2 separate regions of the Homo sapiens genome follow, and region 2 is linked to region 1. A link is a loop called in an ENCODE intact Hi-C map of the cell type or tissue named here. Cell type or tissue: natural killer cell. All regions are shown on one strand. Each heading gives the region's core, and the rest is flanking DNA. Links, peaks and the distances in the headings are about the cores only.

Region 1 (9,375 bases), core at 2,694-7,693:
GGGTGACAGAGTGAGACCCTGTTTCAATTAAAAAAAATAGATAGATAGATAGATAGATAGATAGATAGATAGATAGATAGATTTATATGGCCCTAGAATACTTTAGCTATCAAGTGTAACCAGTAATTTTAGGAAAATCTTGAGCTAAGTGAAACGTGATATTTTAACATTAGCTAGGGTTCCATGTCAAAGGTTGAAATTGTATTGAATTCAGGAGAGATGTTGTATTTTATTCCTTAAGAATGCTTACAAGTCTACTGAATTTTACCATGTACAAAGTGAAATGTTAAAATGGAACAATACAGGAAAATTAGGCATTATTCATTATATATATGGAAAACTTAATTTTACATTTGAGATTTTAGAGGAATATGGATTATCGAATTGAATATACATTAACATTCAAATTCTATTACAAAACAATACCATAAGGAAAATTATCCTGTGACAGAAATGCTTCTCATTCTGTAGCTGATACCCTCTCTATTGTATATGAATAATTTCTGTGTAGCACAATTTCTGTATAATAAATGTAGTTATTTTTTATGTATATGTTAACATTTGACTTGTATTTATCCCAGCTACACCCTTCACCTTAGGGGTTTGCAGGGAATGACAAATCAAACATGTTTTTGTTTGTTTGTGCAGAAATGTTTTGTTCTCCTAATAAAATGAATTATTGTTTATTATGGAATATGTACATTATTTGGTAAATATATAAACAAGAGTATCACCCATATGCCTTCCACTTTAAGATAATTATTGCTAGATTAACATGTTAGTGTCCTTTGATCTGAAATGACTTATCCATCCATGTGTGCCTGTGCGTGCACACACACACACGCCCAAATAATGGTTTCATTTTTAAGTATTTTATTACATTTAATTAAATTATGAGATATACAGTTAAAACATTTAATATTCATTGTAGAAAATAGAAGTAGAAAGAAGGAAGGATTTTAAATGTCCTCCCAGAGATTACCGTTTCAGTGATACTAGTAATTTCTGAATTTCACCTATATCATATTGCTCAAATTCTACATTCATCATCTGGTAATACTGATTTTGGTCACTGTTTATCTCATAGATAGCTGCTCACATGTTTTTGAATTGAACAAAGTTTGAATTTGGCTTATATCTGACCACCACCTCCCTCTCATGTAATTGTTAGTCATTTCAAATTTTGCAGTTCCCCAAAGGTGCAGTGTGTTCTTTTATATATCTGTGTCTTTGCATATACCGTTCTGCTTACCTGAAAAAACCCCTCCACAAACACCTATTGTCCCTTACCCACTCTCTGCCTTTGTCTACCTAATCTTCAAGATTCAGCTCAAGCTGAGCTAGAATTAAAGTCTTCCCTGATCTTTATCTTTGCTCTCTTAAACTAGTCAGAGGATCTGTACCCAGAGCATGCATGGAATTCTGTGCCCTGTAAAATTGACATGAAGAAAAGGAGTATTCATTTTCGTACTTGATTCTTTAACAAAAAATTCCTGATTGGGTCTAACTTTTTACGTGTGTTGGATTAGATGGTCATATACAGAAGGGAAAGAATAGCAATATAAGTCTTCTCACGTCTGTAATCCCAGCACTTTGGGAGGCCAAGGAGGGCAGATCACAAAGTCAGGAGATTGAGACCATCCTGGCTAATGCGGTGAAACCCCGTCTTTACTAAAAATACAAAAATTAGCCGGGCGTGGTGGTGGGCGCCTGTAGTCCCAGCTCCTCGGGAGGCTGAGGCAGGAGAATGGCATGAACCCGGGAGGCAGAGCTTGCAGTGAGCCGAGATCGCGCCACTACACTCCAGCCTGGGCGACAGAGCGAGACTGCCTCAAAAAAAAAAAAAAAAAAAAAAAAAAAAGTCTTCTCATTAGCAATATAAGTAATCTAATTTTATGTTTTTATGTCTCACACATACACATACATATATACTACATTGTGTCAAATTAGTAAGTACAAAACTTTTGTGTATGAATTTCAGTTTTCTATTTAAAAGAAAGTACATAATTAGTTTTACCAAAATATAGTTGCTACTGTTCATTGTAGTTTCTACCCTTTATATGAGCCATTGTTTGGGGGAGTACTTGTTTTGTTACTGGTAATAAACTACAAGGGAAATTTGTAATATAATATTAGTATATTTCCCCTAGATTTTTAAAAAGCAGGTCATTATTTTTTTAAGCACTTCAACTGCAGCACAGTGCAATCTTTTGGGGAGAATTGGTAAAATGAGGATAAAATTAGTACAGGATTCCAGCAGCTTGAAAATAACACAATATTTGACCAAAATCTCTTTTGTATTCCCTACTCTGGTTCAATTCCAGTAGTCCTGGAAATGTGCCTATGGACTATTTACAGTGAGATTATAAAACTGAATCATGATTTTGGTGAATAGAAGCCAGAGCATGTGGCTACAGCACCCCAGCTGGCAGTAAGCTCTCCCTAGGTTTATGAATGTAGTTAGATGGTCCCCAACTGTTTACAAGACAGCAGAGGTGAGATATTTGATTGACAAGTCAGAAATGCATTAGATCATTCTCTCTGCCAGTCTCTGGTTCATGCTGTTAAAAATGTCAGCCTCCAAGTTTGAATGGCAGCCTGAGGGCCTTAGAAGCTTTTTGTTTTCTGAGATGGAAACACAAATTGGATGTGTGCCTGAGCGCTTCATCCTGGGCTGTAATTTCATCTTTTAGCTAAGAACCACAAGGTACACGAGCAAAGCACCCTGTAAACAATAATACTGTGGAAAAAAAATAAACAAGGTCGTGTTTCTGGTACGTTGATCCGATGGTGTCCTGACCTCTATCACGTTGAACATCTCCACTCTGATTGCTGTTCCCTTTGGCATTACAATGAGAGAAAGAGAGACTGACATACTATGAAGAAAAGATTTAAAGTTGCAGTATCGTTGCACATTCCTTGTATTGGCTATGAAATATTGAACTGTCAGAATGTGACACTTGGTTTTTTAAGCAACCTTTCTTGTTTGAGGTGTTTGCAGTTCATTCCTTTCTCCCCCATTTGTCTGCTTTCATTGATAGGGTTGGAAGTAGTTGCCTTAAATGCATGAAAAGGGACAGTGTTAAAGAGAAGTGGTGCTGATGGAGCCAAACAAACTTAACACTAGAAAATAAATGCAGGCTGTGGGGCAAAGGAGATAAAGTTGGGTTAGTGTATTATTAATAGTGGAATTTATGGAACACCCTATTGTAAGGAAGAATCAGGTTAGGTCCCATTTCTGTTTTTGTGGAGGCAGGAAGTTGGGAAGGTGGTATTGGGTAAAGAGATGCAGTGACATAGTTTGTTAAACTGATAGCCTACTATATGGCAGTATTGCCAGGCCAATCAGAATTCACCCAGCTATTTTATTTATTGCTCTTATTATCCAGTGTCTTTAACAAGTGGTGAAATTATAGAAGACTTTAAAATTTGGGGAAGAAAAATATTTTTTTAATGTGGAAAATGTGTATTTATAGTAAGAAAGCTCATTAGGTAATATGGAAGAAACATTATGCTTATATTAGTCCAGCTTATGCCAAATGAATAGAAAATCTTCCTTATAAAACCACCATATATTTCTTGGAAAATATTTTGTAGTAATAAAATGAGTTTTCTATTATGTTTTAAATTACATCTTTTTTTTCAAGCTATGAGTAGGAGTTTATAAATTACAATACATCTTAAAACAACATATATATTTTTTCTTCTAAGGAAGCACTATTGATGTATGCTTTCATTTTCATCCCTTTTGGGGCATTGAATTTACAAGTAAAGTTTTAACTGAGAATGAATGGCCTTTTGCAGTTCTTCTGGAGTATGGAAAAGAGTTTGTATTGAAAGTTCCTCAATGGCTGGGCACTGTGGCTCATACCTATAATCTCAATACTTTGGGAAGCTGAGGTGGGTGGATCACTTGAGCTCAGAAATTCGAGACCAGCCTGGGAAACATGGTGAAACCCCATCTTTACCAAAAATACAAAAAATTAGCCAGTCATGGTGGTGCCAGTCTGTGGTCCCAGCTACTCGGGAGGCTGAGGTGGGAGGATCGCTTAAGCCTTGGAGGTGGTGGTTGCAGTGAGCCGAAATCATATCACTACACTCCAGCCTGGGTTGACAGAGTGAGACTCCATCTAAAAAAGAAAAAAAAAGGCAACTATTTAGCTTAGCCCTCTCCTCTGAAAATGTGAAAGGCAAGAGCTGTTCTGCATCAGTCTAGTGAAATGCACTGGAAAAATGGTGTTGGTAATTCCTGCTTTGAGGTCATGCTAGAAAGAGAGAAGATAATACTTGTAAAATATAAGTCCTGCTCCTTTGTAGCCAGATTTTTGTCCTTACTTAAAAATATTGTGCTCAGAAAGTAATACCAAAAGGAGGGATATTAAGAACTAGTTATTGTTGTTTTTAAGTATTGCTCTGAATTTTTAAAGCATAAACATTGATGTAGATTTGCATTTAAGCTATGAGAACCCACTGTCTTGACTCAGTGGGGGAGTTTTCAAAAATCATTCTTGTAGAAATTGATTTCTCATTGGCTGATTTCTACAGGATGAATGAAAACAAACCATTTTTTGCAGTCTTAGAAGAATAAGAGGAATGCAAGTGTTTAAGAAATGAGACTGAAATATGCTTTATGGAGTTTTCTAAATCTGGTACAAAGAAACTACAAAATTTCTTCTTATGTATTATGCATCAATACAGTGAAAATGCCTCACAGCTTATGGGCTTTTTACAACCACACCTTCACAATTAATGATTAGCTTTATTATTTAAACTCCAGGCTTGCCTCATGAGCAAACATCAGTGTATTCATAGAACCATAGAATTTCAGCATTGGACCAGACATCAGAGGCCATCTAGTCACATACGTCTCATAATGTAGAAATCCTTTATGAAATGTGTTTGGAAGGGAGTCATCTAATCTCTCCCTGATCACTACCATTATTGGTGAATCAAACTTCTTGAAGCATCTTGCTTTTACTTTGTTGGTTCTACTAGAAAGTTTTTTCTTGGCCGGGCGTGGTGGCTCATGCCTATAATCCCAGCACTGTGGGAGGCTGAGGCGGGCGGATTGCCTGAGCTCACGAATTTGAGACCAGCCTGGGTAGCATGGTGAAACCCAGTCACTACTAAAAATCCAAAAAATTAGCCAGGCGTGGTAGTACATGCCTGTGATCCCAGCTGCTTGGGAGGCTAAGGCACGCGAATCGCTTGAACCTGGGAGGCGGAGATAGCAGTCAGCCGAGATCACACCCACTGCACTGCAGCCTGGGTGACAGAGTGAGACTGTCTCAAAAAAAAAAAAAAAAAAAAAGTGTAATAAGTCAGAATACAATGTAGACACGTCTTGTTTTGAACACAATTTAAATAATGTAATTTAATTACTGCCTAAGATTGCATATACTTCTTTGATTTGAATGATGGAAAAATTTCTAGGAACTTAGCCTGGGTTTGTTTCCTCATCTTTTCTTTGAAGCCAGAAAAGCATAGAAAAGCATATGTAAGCACTTTGACAAATGACATAATGTAGCGGCATATCAGAGTGGCACAGGTATTTTAAACCTAGCTCCAGTTCCTGAAGATGGTGAACATCTGCTTAGAGGTACTGTAGAGCTCCACAATGCACTAATTGAATTACTCTTTTCTGGAGTTGCGACTGCACTAATTGAATTAGAATCTCTCTCTCTCTCTCTCTCTGTCTCTGTGTGTATGTGTGTGTGTGTGTGTGTGTGTAAATGAGATAATTCCAACCTTAACGGGAGAGACTATGAGAGACATGACTGATGGTGTGTACTGTGCTGCTATCTAATGGCAGCCTATGGAACTACTACGTGGTCTCCAGGGAAGAGAAAATACAGCGTGACCTCAGTCTAACCCCATCCAGTTTAGTTCAGAAGGTCCCAGGATGTAATTTTGTAATTCTAAATTGAAAAGGAAAGAATGTGATAAATTTCTGTATTAAAAATTAAGATATATTTTATTAGGCATAAAGTTTTTAAGTACTAAGTTACAAATATTCAACTGAATTAAAAATTTCCTTTAACTGGTGAAAAAAAATCGAGTTGGTGGGTCATCTTTTTTCTCATTTTGTCCTTCAGTGACATAAACGTAAAAAGGAATTAACGTTTTTGAAATGTCTTAGCATCATAGAAAGGATAAATGATACAGGGCTTGTTCATATTTTTAAATACAATTTTTTTCCTGGTTGTTAGAAATAAGGTGTTACCAGATTTTGCTTGTATGTGATTATGCTTATATTAATTATAGCAGTATCAAAGTAAGTTGTACAGATCTCACTTGCTCTTTTTTTTTTTTTTTTTTTTGAGACGGAGTCTCGCTCTGTCACCCAGGGTGGTGCCATCTCGGCTCACTGCAAGCTCTGCCTCTCGGGTTCACACCATTCCCCTGCCTCAGCCTCTCGAGTAGCTGGGACTACAGGCACCCGCCACCATGCCCGGCTAATTTTTTTGTATTTTTAGTAGAGACGGGGTTTCACCATGTTAGCCAGGATGGTCTGGATCTCCTGACCTCGTGATCCGCCTGCCTCGGCCTCCCAAAGTGCTGGGATTACGAGCATGAGCCACCGTGCCTGGCCTCTGTTGTTCTACTTAATAGTTTAAAAATTAAGTTTACCACAAATTTGGGCAAGTTTTAAACCCTCCTAAGTGAAGTCAGTTATTTTGTTCCTTTAAAAGAAAAAAAGAATCTTAGTCACAATTTACTGATTTTTGTAAAACATGCAAATGTAGTCCTGCGCAACATTAAAAGCAAATAAATACACTGAGGACAACTCAACATGAAATATATTTTGATTCAGTTTAACTCTAGGCATTCTAACTTGTAAAAATGGCCCTTAACAGAAAAATACATATGTATAATCACTTGATTTATAGAATGTGTATGTGTGCATACAAAACCACTTCAGTAAAAGTGCTGTTGGTTACCATTCTGAGCATTTAAAACGATCACTTTCCATTTGATCATATTAAAGATATAGAAACAAGTATATAGCATAGAAAAGTTTTAATTTCTTCTATGTAATCTTCATTATTAAAATATGTTTGAATATGCCATTATTTTGTAGGCTAATTTGTTCTTCATTGTGAGATTGAGGTACTTAGATTTCTTGTATGAATAGCTCTCACTAAAATGACTATAATTTGTACTTTTTATATTGTCCTTAGGGACATTTTACTGATTTAGAAAATCCTTTTGACATCAAGTAGATGTAAGGCTTTACAAATAACATGGCCATTCACAACTAGCCACAACTCCGATTCGATTCACAGAGTACCTTTTATTTGCCAATTACTGTACAAAGTCTTAGGCATAAATTAAGATTCAGAACCTATCCTCAAGGAGCTTATAGTTATTTGTTATACATGTATTAAGTACTTATATACCAGTCACTGTGCATATAATTACTAGTGTTAACCATTAGTCATATGTATTTTTTTCTGATTTATTGAGCTAGAGGTCTGGCTTAGTAGCAGTCCTAAGGAAATGGTATACTTATGTTCATATCAGATATATCTCATCTCAGCAAAAAAGTGATAATGTATATTTCAGACTAGTCTGTGTCTTAAATGGTTTTCTCTTGCCTTTACATACCTTCTAAGGGAACAGTGATGTTTGTGATAGCTGTACATGTAGCTTAAAAAGAGATGATAATATTTGTTACAATGCCTCCTACTGGTTGATCATAGATTTTCAATCCTTGTTGTCTTCAGAACTGGTAGTTCCCACTGGTGATTTGATAGTTTGGGGCTTCTACTGAGGCTATAACTGAGAAAGAGTCTATTGCATACAAGGTATAAAGTGCTTCTTTAAACAGTCTGTTTCTAGAACCTAAATTGTCCTGGGACCAGCTCTTGATATAAAAATTCATAGAAACCTGTTTTTCACAGAGTGTGGTAACTCCTTGCCATAGTGCTGTAGTGTTAAAATTCACATTGGCCAGGTTGTTCTGTAAATTAAACACTGACAGCTACCCTCAGGGGAACAGCCAATGTATTTATGATGATGTGCTGATTACACAAAATACACTGCAAGCAGAAAACAGCTGCAGAGAATAAACCTCTTAAAAAGAATACAATTACAAATAGCACCCTCAGTATTTCTAGTGGTGAGTGTAGAATACAGCATGCTAATGCAAGTTTCTTACTAGTCCGCCTGAAAACAAAAAATCTGAAGGAGATAAATTATGGTTGAATGCACATGCGGTGCCAGCATAGCAGTGAACAAATTTCCTTTCTCAAGAGCATGGCTGTAAGTGCACAGATTTCAGGTGTGGAGTAGTCTAACCACCCTCCCTCATTTTGTTAGGTTTTATTAGTGGTTTTCTCATATATAGTAGGGCATGGCCTTGAGGTTATAGGGGCTCTAGACATTTGAAAGATATTACACAATGAATGGGGCAGGAGGGTAACTAAATTGTGGTTACAAATTTCTGGTAGAAACTCGATATGTTAGGGTTTAGTTATCGACATTTCATTTGAAGATACGACTATATATTTTCAGTGTTATTAATGGCATTGAAGATGGTGCCCTTGGAATTAATAAAAGGAGTCATGACTCTCTGGTAAGATCTTTCTGATTTCTTAGATTCTGTTTTTCAAGAATAATGGTGTTTTAGGACATTGGAATAGCTGATTGTATATTTGTAGGAGTATCAGCTCTCAAATATGTCCCTTTTCATTCCTGCATCTTACTGGTCACATGCATACAGGTAAGAAGATTAGAAAAAAAATTTTGTTTTCCCTATTTGAGATTCTCTCTGTTAGAGCTTAGGGTCAGTATCTATAAAATATATTTCAACTGCTGAGCATGCTAGCTTCTGTTTAAATCAGTAGAAAATATGTTGATCTTTCAAGACATAAATTTACTCAAGCCAACTGTAAGGTATAGCGCAGGGACATAGTGATTGGAGACAGTTCACTTCACCCGCCTGAAACTAAGAATCAACTCTTCAGTGTATGGATCACTGGTATGTAATAATCGACTATTATCGGTCTGTCTATTGGTCTCTTTTTAAATCAGTTTGGAACCTCCTGGAGTTATTTTCTTGCTCTACTGACATCAATCCCATGTGGCAGAGGAGTTGTGTATAATCGCTTTGGTTTAATCAATAGAATAATTGATAAACCAGATAAGATTTAAACTGATTATAGCCCCAGCAGAATTCCCCAGAGGCCTTGGACTCTCTTAATTTTGACATGTGTGTTGTGTACCCTGAGGATGAAGTGCAGTTTGAATTATCTGCTTTTATTTGCTTAATGACGGGGAGGGTGTTAAAGTCAAATGTTTAATTAACCCAGCAATGGGCTGCGTTGTCACTTACACACAGCTGATTGAGATATCTCATGGAGAATACTGAAT
Region 2 (9,375 bases), core at 1,837-6,836, 170 kb before region 1:
CAGATATTTTAGAACTACTTACCCAAGTGGGGGACCTGGACCTCTGACAGAATGCCAGATGATTTTCAATGGTGCATTGACAAGACATTAAATCACTCTGAATTTCATAGTGAGAAAGCTATTTCCTTGTCAATTCTCTTTCTTTATTTCCCTGTTTTTTTTCCACTGGAACTTGGGTTTACAGAACTGGATTAATCACATTCCTTGCTTCATGATACACTCTCACCATTGGTCATTGCATGGTTTTCTTTTCTTTTTCTTTTATTATTGTTATTTTTTAAGACAGTCTCACTCTCGCCCAGGCTGGGGTGCAGTGTCGCAATCTGGGCTCACTGAAACCTCTACTTCCTGGGTTCAAGCGATTCTCGTGCCTCAGCCTCCCAAGTAGCTGAGATTACAGATGTGCACTACCTTGCCTAGCTAATTTTGTATTTTTAGTAGAGATGAGGTTTCACCACATTGGCCACACTGGTCCCAAACTCCTGGCCTCAAGCAATCCACCTGCCTTGGCCTCCCAAAGTGCTGGGATTACAGGTGTGAGCCACAGCGCCCAGCCTAGATTTTCTTTTAATTAGTTTAAAATATTATCATAAGCATCCATGACTTTATCACCCAAAACAAAATCTCAGACCTTGACAATAACTGACAACTAACCAAATGGTACCACATCCCATTCTCTGCCTCCCATCTCAGCCAACTCACAACCCTGAATCCCATAGTCATCATTCCCTTGCTTTCCTTTTAATAGTTTTATAGCACTTTTATTTATTCCTTAAAAGTTTATTTTAAATTTTAACTGTTCTTTATTAAAAAATAGTATCAGGCTATATATAACTTTTTTTGACTTGGTATTTCACATAATATTATATTGCTAAGAGTCATCCATATTATTGCATGTCACTTAAGTTCCTTTGTTTTGACTACAGTATAATATTCCATTGTGTGAGATTAGCTCAGGCTATTATAAAGATATCACTTTCCTTACACTCATGAGCACAGCAGCATTATTCACACTCACCAAAAGCTGGAAGCAATCCAAGTGCCCAGCAAGAGATGAATAAACAAAATAGCCAGGTGAGGTGGCTCATGCCTGTAATCCCAACACTTTGGGAGGCCAGGGCAGGAGGATCCCTCAAGCCCAGAAGTTCAAGACCAGCCTGAGCAACATAGTGAAACCTCGTCTGTACAAAAAATAAAAAATTGGCCAGGCAGGGCGGTGTGCTCCTGCAGTGCTAGCTACTCAGGGGTCTGAGGTAAGAGGATTGCTTGAGCATTGGTGGTCAAAGCTGCAGTGAGCCGTGATCGTGCCACTGCATTCCAGCCTGTGCAACAGAATGAGACTTTGTCTTGAAAAAAAACTTTAAAAAAATGTAGTATATACACATACAATGGAATATTATTCAGCCTTAAACTCTGACACATGCTGCAACATTGATGAACCTTGAGGACATTATGCTAAGTGAAATAAGCCAGTCACAAAAGGTTAAATACTGTATGGTTCCACTTACATCAGGTGCCTAGAATAAATGCCCAGGGATGAGAGTAGGATGGTGGTTGCCAGGAGCTGGGGTGGGGAGAGGAATGGGGATTATCGTTTGATAGGTACAGAGTTTCAGTTTGGGAAGAGTTCTGGAGTTGGATGATGGTGATGGCTGCATAACAATGTGAATGTAATTAATGCCACTGAACTGTACACTTAAAAGTAGTTAAAAATGGGCCGGGCGCGGTGGCTCACGCCTGTAATCCCAGCACTTTGGGAGGCCAAGGCGGGCGGATTGCCTGAGCTCAGGAGCTCGCCACCAGGCTGGGCAACACAGTGAAACTCCGTCTCTACTAAAATACAAAAAATGAGCCAGGCGTGGCAGCGTTCACCTGTAGTACCAGCTACTCCGGAGGCTGAGGCAGGAGAATTGCTTGAACCCGGGAGGCAGAGGTTTCAGTGAGCCAAGATCACGCCACTGCATTCCAGCCTGGGTGAGAAAGCGAGACTCCTATCAAAAAAAAAAGTGGTTAAAAATTGTAAAATTTTATGTTATGTATATTTTATAATAACAAAAACATATCTTTCCCATCAATGGGCATTTGGGTTGTTTGATTCTTCCAGTTTCCTCGAAGAGAATGTCTCAGTTTGGTGCTAGTATGTCTTTAACACCTCTCTAACGTGTGTTTCTCTTCTTTCCCTTTTTAACAGAGAGGAAGATTCAACTGCAAGAGCTTTCAGCAGGCAATGGTGTCCAACTAGAATCGAAACACATTGTTATTGTTTTACTTATTTTTATAATTACTTTTTATTTTGGCAAGTAACGGGTGGTTTCGCAGTTACTGTAGTGCTAGAAGGCTTTTTTAAAAAAACAATAAACATACTTGAGTAAGAAATAGTAAGTTGATTTAAAGAAAAATATCAAGTAAATAACATTTTAGGTAGAATATGGATTTGGCATGAATTGTGACACTGGTACTCGAATGTGGAAAGTTTGGGAAACATGAATTTAGAGGTTGCTCAGACTCTTGTTGAACCAGTGATCTCTGAGACCCTTCCAAGGTTAACAATGTCTGATATTCTGGATGTACAGACAGTATAGGTCATAGGAGCTCAGCAAGTGCTAACATGGACAGGGAAGGCTTTGTGGGACATGATCTTGGTCTTAAAGAACGAGTAGGATTTAAGTGAAGATAAAGACGAAATCAGAGTTCTTCCAGGCAAAGAAAATAACATGAAGGTCAAACTAACCAAGGTATGCTTAAGGGCTAATAAGTTTGCCTGGTGGAAGCAAAGGATAGTGATAGAAAATAAAGGAAATCACCGGGCATGGTGGCTAACACCTGTAAGGCCAAGGCGGGAGGATCACTTGAGCGTAGGAGCTTGAGACCAGCCTCGGTAACATAGTGAGACCCCATTTCTAAAAAATAAAAGAAAAGAAAATAATTTGGAAAATCTAAAAAATCTGAGGACTTTAGACTTAGTTGTGAGGGTATAGGGAGTCACGGAAAGTTCTTGAGCAGGTAAGTGACATGATGAAGGGACTCAGATCTTGAGCAGGTACCACTTGGTTTTTGGTGAAAATTTCCTCCTTGTCCAGCCTGAGACTGCTGACTAGTTCATTTATCTCTCAAATATTTATCAAAGGCTTCCCGTGTACCAGGCACTGCCCTGTGAATTCAGTGATGCACAAAAACATACTCCTCATCCTACAATCCTCTAGTGTGTGAGTCAGGCATTAAATGAAGTAACCACGCAAACATAAAATTCCAAGTGTCGATAAGTCCAACTAAAGAGGTGCTCCTGATGCCAGGAGTGCATATAGCAGTGGGGAGGCTTACCTGCCTTAGGAGTCAGGGCAAGGCTGTTCTGAGGAAGCCACAGCTGAGCTGATATTGAAAGGATAAGAGGCATTACATGGGTGAAGAGAAGAGGGAAAAGCATTTCAGACAGGGAAAGCGGCATGCCCCAAAGCCCTGTGGCCTGCAGAGGAAAGCTGGGGGAATCAGGAGCCCCAGGAGGGCAGGAGGGGATCAGGGAAAAGGTCATTGTGGCTGGGTATCAGGGAACATGGTGTGAAGAGAGGCTGGAGCCCCGCAGGCTCTAGGAAGGTTTGGGAGTTTATCCTAGAAGAGAGGTGCCATTGAAAGGGCTGTGACATGGTCAGTTCAGTGTTTATTTACATTTCGAGACAGCATCTTGCTCTGTTGCCCAGGCTGGAGTGCAGTGACCAGATCACAGCTTACTGTAACCTCTACTCCTGGGCTCGAGTGATCCTCCTATCTCAGCCTCCTGAGTAGCTGGGACTACAGGCATGTGCCACCATGCCTGGCTAATTTTTTACTTTTTGTAGAGACAGGGTCTCACTATGTTGCTCAGGCTAGTCTCAAATTCCTGGGCTCAATAATCCTCCTGCCTCAGCCTCCCAAAAAGTGTTGGGATTACAGGTGTGAGCCACTGTGCCTGGCCCAGATTATTGTTTAAAATAATAATAATAATAATCAGGGCCGGGCATGGTGGCTCACGCCTGTAATTCCAGCACTTTGAGAGGCCAAGGCGGGCGGATCACGAGGTTAAGAGATCAAAACCATCCTGGCCAACATGGTGAAACCCTGTCTCTACTAAAAATACAAAAATTAGCTGGGCATGCTGGTGCATGCCTGTAATCCCAGCTACTCGGGAGGCTGAGGCAGGAGAATCGCTGCAACCCGGGAGGTGGAGGTTGCAGTGAGCCGAGCGTGCCACTGCACTCCAGCTTGGTGACAGAGCAAGACTCAGTCAAAAAAAAAAAAAAAAATCAAACCTTCTGGTACATGTGAGGAAGGCAGGGTGACATGTATTCATGTCTCTCTCTCAGGCAGCCCCAGAACACTCCAGACGCTGGAGATTGGGAGGCTGATCTGAAGAGAGTGTGCAGGAGGCTGAGGTGGGCCTGCAGTGGCAGCAAAGAAAAGCAAAGGGGACAGGGTGACTGTGAGGATCGGACAGAGTATAAGCTGGGCAGGGGCCAGAAGGGACCCATATGACCGGGGAGGGGCACATGAAGAGGACACATGAGTAGGGTACTGCAAGCAGTGCGGGCAGAGGCTGGAGCCTGGAAGAGAAGGCAGGGCTGGAGTCACTCCCAGAGGCACAAAGCTGCGGCAGTAACTAAGTTTGCCCAGGAGAGGGCTCCACCTTGGCAAAATGGCTACGTCTGAATGACTCAAATGGTCTCTGAGGTCCCCTGGAGAAAAGATGTCCAAGGACGAGGCCTTGGGGAACTCCTGGCATGCTTGGAGGAAAAGGAGCCAGGGACAGTGGTTGAGGGCAAGCTGGAAGGGGATGGACCGAGCAAAGACACCAGGTTAGGAGCAGGAAGGGGACCAGGAAGAGCACAGAGCTGCAGTGACAGGGTTTGTAAGTGGGGACGGAGAAGGGACAGCCACCTGGGTGATTGGCAAGCCTGGAGGCTCCGCAAGTCCAACCCCCAAGTCTGCAGGGGGCAGACACCATGCTTTGTTTTCACCTTCTCCTGGGTATAACGGGCGAGACAGTGGTAGTAGAGGTTGGTGGAGGCCGGTGGGAGAACACTGACCAGGATGGTGGAACGAAGCTGACCTGAAAGTGAGGACCCCTCACTTGACCCCTACATCATCCCCCTTTTCTTTCTAAGCATCCCTGGGCTTTAGAAAAATAGGGAGACTGAGAAGAAAACTTCTCTCTAGAAGGAGCCAGACTTTAGGGGCTGGAGGGAGAAGAGAAGAGGAAACCTGAACAGGAACCCCATCGTGCTTTTCTTTTTTTTTCTTTTTTTTTTTTTGAGACAGAGTCTCACTCTGTCGCCCAGGTTGGAGTGCAGTGGCGAGATCTCGGCTCACTGCAAGCTCCGCCTTCCGGGTTCACGCCATTCTCCTGCCTCAGCGTCCCGAGTAGCTGGGACTACAGGCGCCCGCCACCACGCCCGGCTAATTTTTTGTATTTTTAGTAGAGACGGGGTTTCACCGTGTTAGCCAGGATGGTCTCGATCTCCTGACCTCGTGATCCGCCTGCCTCGGCCTCCCAAAGTGCTGGGATTACAGGCGTGAGCCACCACGCCTGGCCACCCATCGTGCTTTTCAACATTTGTAAGCAGGCGGGGAATAAGGTAAGCTTGTGGACTCCGAGGCTCGTGTGCGCAGGCGCACATGCATGCAGGTACCCACATAGACCTGTGCTGACTTGAACACCTGCACTCACTGATTCACACGCGCATCCTCTTGAACACATGCTCACACAGCCCTCATTCACATGCCTCTTCCCTTGCCACGCACACATACTCATACTGGCATCCCTCCTAAACACATGTTCCCTCTTACCCTGCCACTCCCCAACCACACACACACACCCAGGAGAATCCTAGGAAGCTGTTCACAATAGTCCTGGATCTCCAGGAATGTGTGTGATTACCCACGATGTGTGTGTATCTATGTAAGATGCAATTCAGAGGGGTGATGTGTGGGTGGGTGGGGATGGGGGATACCCCAAGATGCGATGTGTGTCTGTAAGGGGATGAATGTAGTAAAGTGTGCATTCATTCATTCCATCATTCACTCAACCAGGTTATGGAGGCGCCACCATGTCCCAAGCACTGCACTTGGTTAAACAGTGAACCACATAGACACTATCACTGCTCACAATCTAATGAGCTCCAGAGAAGACAGGCCCTGAGGACATAGCTGGGAAATGCCGTGAAGGGGGAATGCCATGTACTATGGGAGCTGGGAACAGGCAAAGTGACCCAGAGAATTTCCCAAGAACAGGGTGTGTACCTTAGTGAATGAGTATAGACACTGGTCTGGGGGGCGCCTCTGGGATGTGAGCTGCATGTCAGCAGGTTGGAAGGTATTTTGGTGGACATGAGGATTGGGAGGTATAGGGTGTGATATGTGCATGTGTGTACAGCTGTGTGTGCATGGGAAGGAGTGAGGTGTGTATCATTATCAGAATTATTGGAGCAAACAGGCTCTTTATTATGTGTATAATTTCCCTGCGTCCCATCGGTTCCCTCTGTGCAGGGGGAGTTGGAGTGGAACTAAACCAAATAGGGGATTTAGCAACTTCGAGAGGCTGTGGCAGAGCTTAAAGTGCTGCTGATAGATGGTGGTGGCAGGCATGGGAGAGAAGAGGTGTCACCAGCAGTGGAGAGGGAACAGAAGAGGGAATTTTGATTGGGCTGGGGGCAGGGACCGGTGTCCGGTGCCCACTTTCAGAGAGGAGGTCTGGGGACAAGTGCAGGAACTGGCCGTTCTCTGCAATAACCTGAGAGAAGAAAAGGGATGGGGAGAGGGAATGCCCAATACAGCTCAGTCCTGCCTGGGGCAGGGAGTTCGGGCCTGAGGGCGTGGCTGCACAGCCTCTCTTCTTTTAGGGGTCTCATATATGGACCCTTATATATGAGGTCCATATATTTCGTGCATCTCATATGTGGAAAATGGCCCTGAAGTTTAGTGGAAATAAGTCATCTCAGTGTTGAGTTCAAATCTCAGCTCTGCAGTAGGACCTTGGGCAAGTTACTTCTCAGAGTAGTGCAATAATTGGAGTAATAATATTTACTTTGCAGGGTTGTGGTGATCAGTAGTAACATATAAAAACTTTGGCACCTTGGAAGCACTCAATGAATGATGATGTTTTATTAAAGATATTGGATCTACTTTGGGAGGCTGAGACAGGCAGATTGCCGGAGTCCAGGAGTTCAAGACCAGCCTGGGCAACATGGTAAAACCCTGTCTCTACAAAATAATAATAATAATAATAATAATAATAATTATAGGCCAGGCATGGTGGCTCACACCTGTAATCCCAACACTTTGGGAGGCCGAGGCAGGTGGATCACTTAAGGTCAGGAGTTCGAGACTAGCCTGACCAACATGGTGAAACTCCAACTCTACTAAAAATTACAAAATTAGCTGGGCATGGTGGTGGGTGCCTGTAATCCCAGCTACTTGGGAGGCTGAGGCAGGGGAATCACTTGAATCGCAGAGGCGGAGGTTACAGCGAGCCAAGATTGCACCATTGCACTCCTGCCGGAGCAACAAGAGTGAAACTCCATCTCAATAATAATAATACATAAATTAGCCGGGCATGGTGGTGTGCGCCTGTAGTCTGTTACTCAGGAGGCTGAGGTGGGAGGGTCGCTTGAGCCCTGGAGGTCGAGGCTGCAGTGAGCTGAGATTGCATCACTGCACTCCAGCCTGGGAGACAGAGACTCTGTCTCAAAAAAAGAAAAAAAAGGCTGGGCACGGTGACTCATGCTTGTAATCCCAGCACTTTGGGAGGCCAAGGGGGGCGGATCACCTGACGTCAGGAGTTTGAGACCAGCCTGGCCAACATGGTGAAACCCTGTCTCTACTAAAAATACAAAAGTTGCTGGGTGTGGTGGCGCATGCCTGTAATCCCAGCTACTCGGGAGGCTGAGGCAGGAGAATCGCTTGAACCCCGAAAGCAGAGGTTGCAGTGAGCCGAGGCCTCACCATTGCACTCCAGCCCAAGTGACAAGAGTGAAACTCTGTCTCAAAAAAAAGACATTGAATCTGTTCGTAGATCTACATCATCTACCTGCCAATCAATCTACACCTCTCCCACCCTGTAAGATTAAAACCCAGCCTGTTCCTACCCAGGCTTGTGGGTACAGCTCCTTCTCCCTGCTCTGGGGCTGGAGAAATGTTTCTGAATAACGGTGTCTGTTTCTCTGGCTGCCCCTCCAAGCATGTTTCTATCACCAGTTTCTTTTTTCTTCTCTCTTTTACTTTATTTTTTCCTGCTTAGCCAAGTAGAAAATAAGTGTAAAGAAGCAGGAGAAAGAAAACCTTTAATCCCACCACTCAGAGGCAATTATAAAAATTGCTAACATTTCTTCAGTGCCACTTTGTATCAAGTTTTGTATCCAAATGCTTCGGATGCTTTATTTCATTTCATCCTCACAATAACCCAGGGAAACTGGTACCATGATTATCCCCACTTAATAGAAGCTGAAGCATGGAAGGTACCTTGCCCAAGATCATACAGCTAGTAAGTGATATAAGAAGGATGTGACTTGGGCAAATTCCACTTTCCTTCCGGTCTTTTAGCTATTCTGTCTTCTGAGGACTTTCCTGCTGGCTTCCTATAGCCTCTTGCTGTCTTAGTTGAGCCAGATCTCTAGCCTTTACTTTACAAATATTTATTGCTCACCTCCTCTGTCTTGGGCATCTTGCTGGGCCCTGCTGGGAGGCAGGAGGCAGCTACAGAGAAGCTTTCCAGGGCCCAGCTGCCAGCAGTCCTTTAGAGCAAGGACCAGAGAACAAAATTATTGCCCAGGGATAAATCAATGCAGAAGAAGCAGCAAGAGATGCTGCCAGCAGGGGCTTGGGAAGGAGGTTCCCTGAGGATTCTACTCTCAGCTGAGCCCTCACCTAATGCCCACTTCTCCCACCAACTCCCATCACTGCATTCTATCTCTTCCTGGGGCATGGCCCTGATACCCAAAGGACCTGAGACCCTGGATCCCACAGCCCTGGGGCTGCAGCAGGCCTGCAAGCTCATTCTCAGGATCATTGTAGCAGCCAAAATGCCTTTCTGCCCTCCATCCAGCCAATCCACCAGTGACCATATGAATCACCTAAAGCTGACTCCATTTTGTCCCTGTTCTGCTCAAAAGCAATGGCACTCAGTTAAGTAAGAACTTCTCAGCTGGCTGGCATTCAGAGAGGGTCTTGCTGATCTAAACTCAAACTGCCTTTGCAGCCTTCTTTCTGCTGCCCACCAGCTCACAATTACACCCCAACTGGAAAACTCCTTCTCAACAGCTCTTCCTTATTAACACCCCACCTTTCCTTCAAGTCCTATAGGAAATGGCTCTTCCTACAAAATCTTTCCTGAACATCCTCCCCAAGCAC

What was found. A loop is a pair of places that touch in the nucleus more often than their neighbours do. Peaks named below come from ENCODE experiments on the same cell type or tissue, not always from the same donor. Only the 100,000 strongest peaks of a DNase experiment are listed, where the experiment ranks them.
Region 2: a loop joins it to region 1, with 22 times the contacts of the local background. A loop is called at or near these places in 27 of 110 quality-filtered maps.

Annotation. Positions count from the first base shown.
Region 1 is chr10:101,436,590-101,445,964 of GRCh38, forward strand. All of the region lies in intron 2 of BTRC (beta-transducin repeat containing E3 ubiquitin protein ligase), which reads left to right. Among named protein-coding and RNA genes, the nearest start is that of BTRC, 87 kb to the left of the region's middle. RefSeq lists an enhancer at 4,670-5,170. In natural killer cell, for the core only: no CTCF peak of the experiment used is centred there; a DNase peak (open chromatin) is centred at 5,802.
Region 2 is chr10:101,267,773-101,277,147 of GRCh38, forward strand. No RefSeq gene overlaps it. Among named protein-coding and RNA genes, the nearest start is that of LINC02681, 8.9 kb to the left of the region's middle. In natural killer cell, for the core only: a CTCF peak has its summit at 4,636 (motif pointing right); a DNase peak (open chromatin) is centred at 4,649; H3K27me3 peaks cover 378 bases.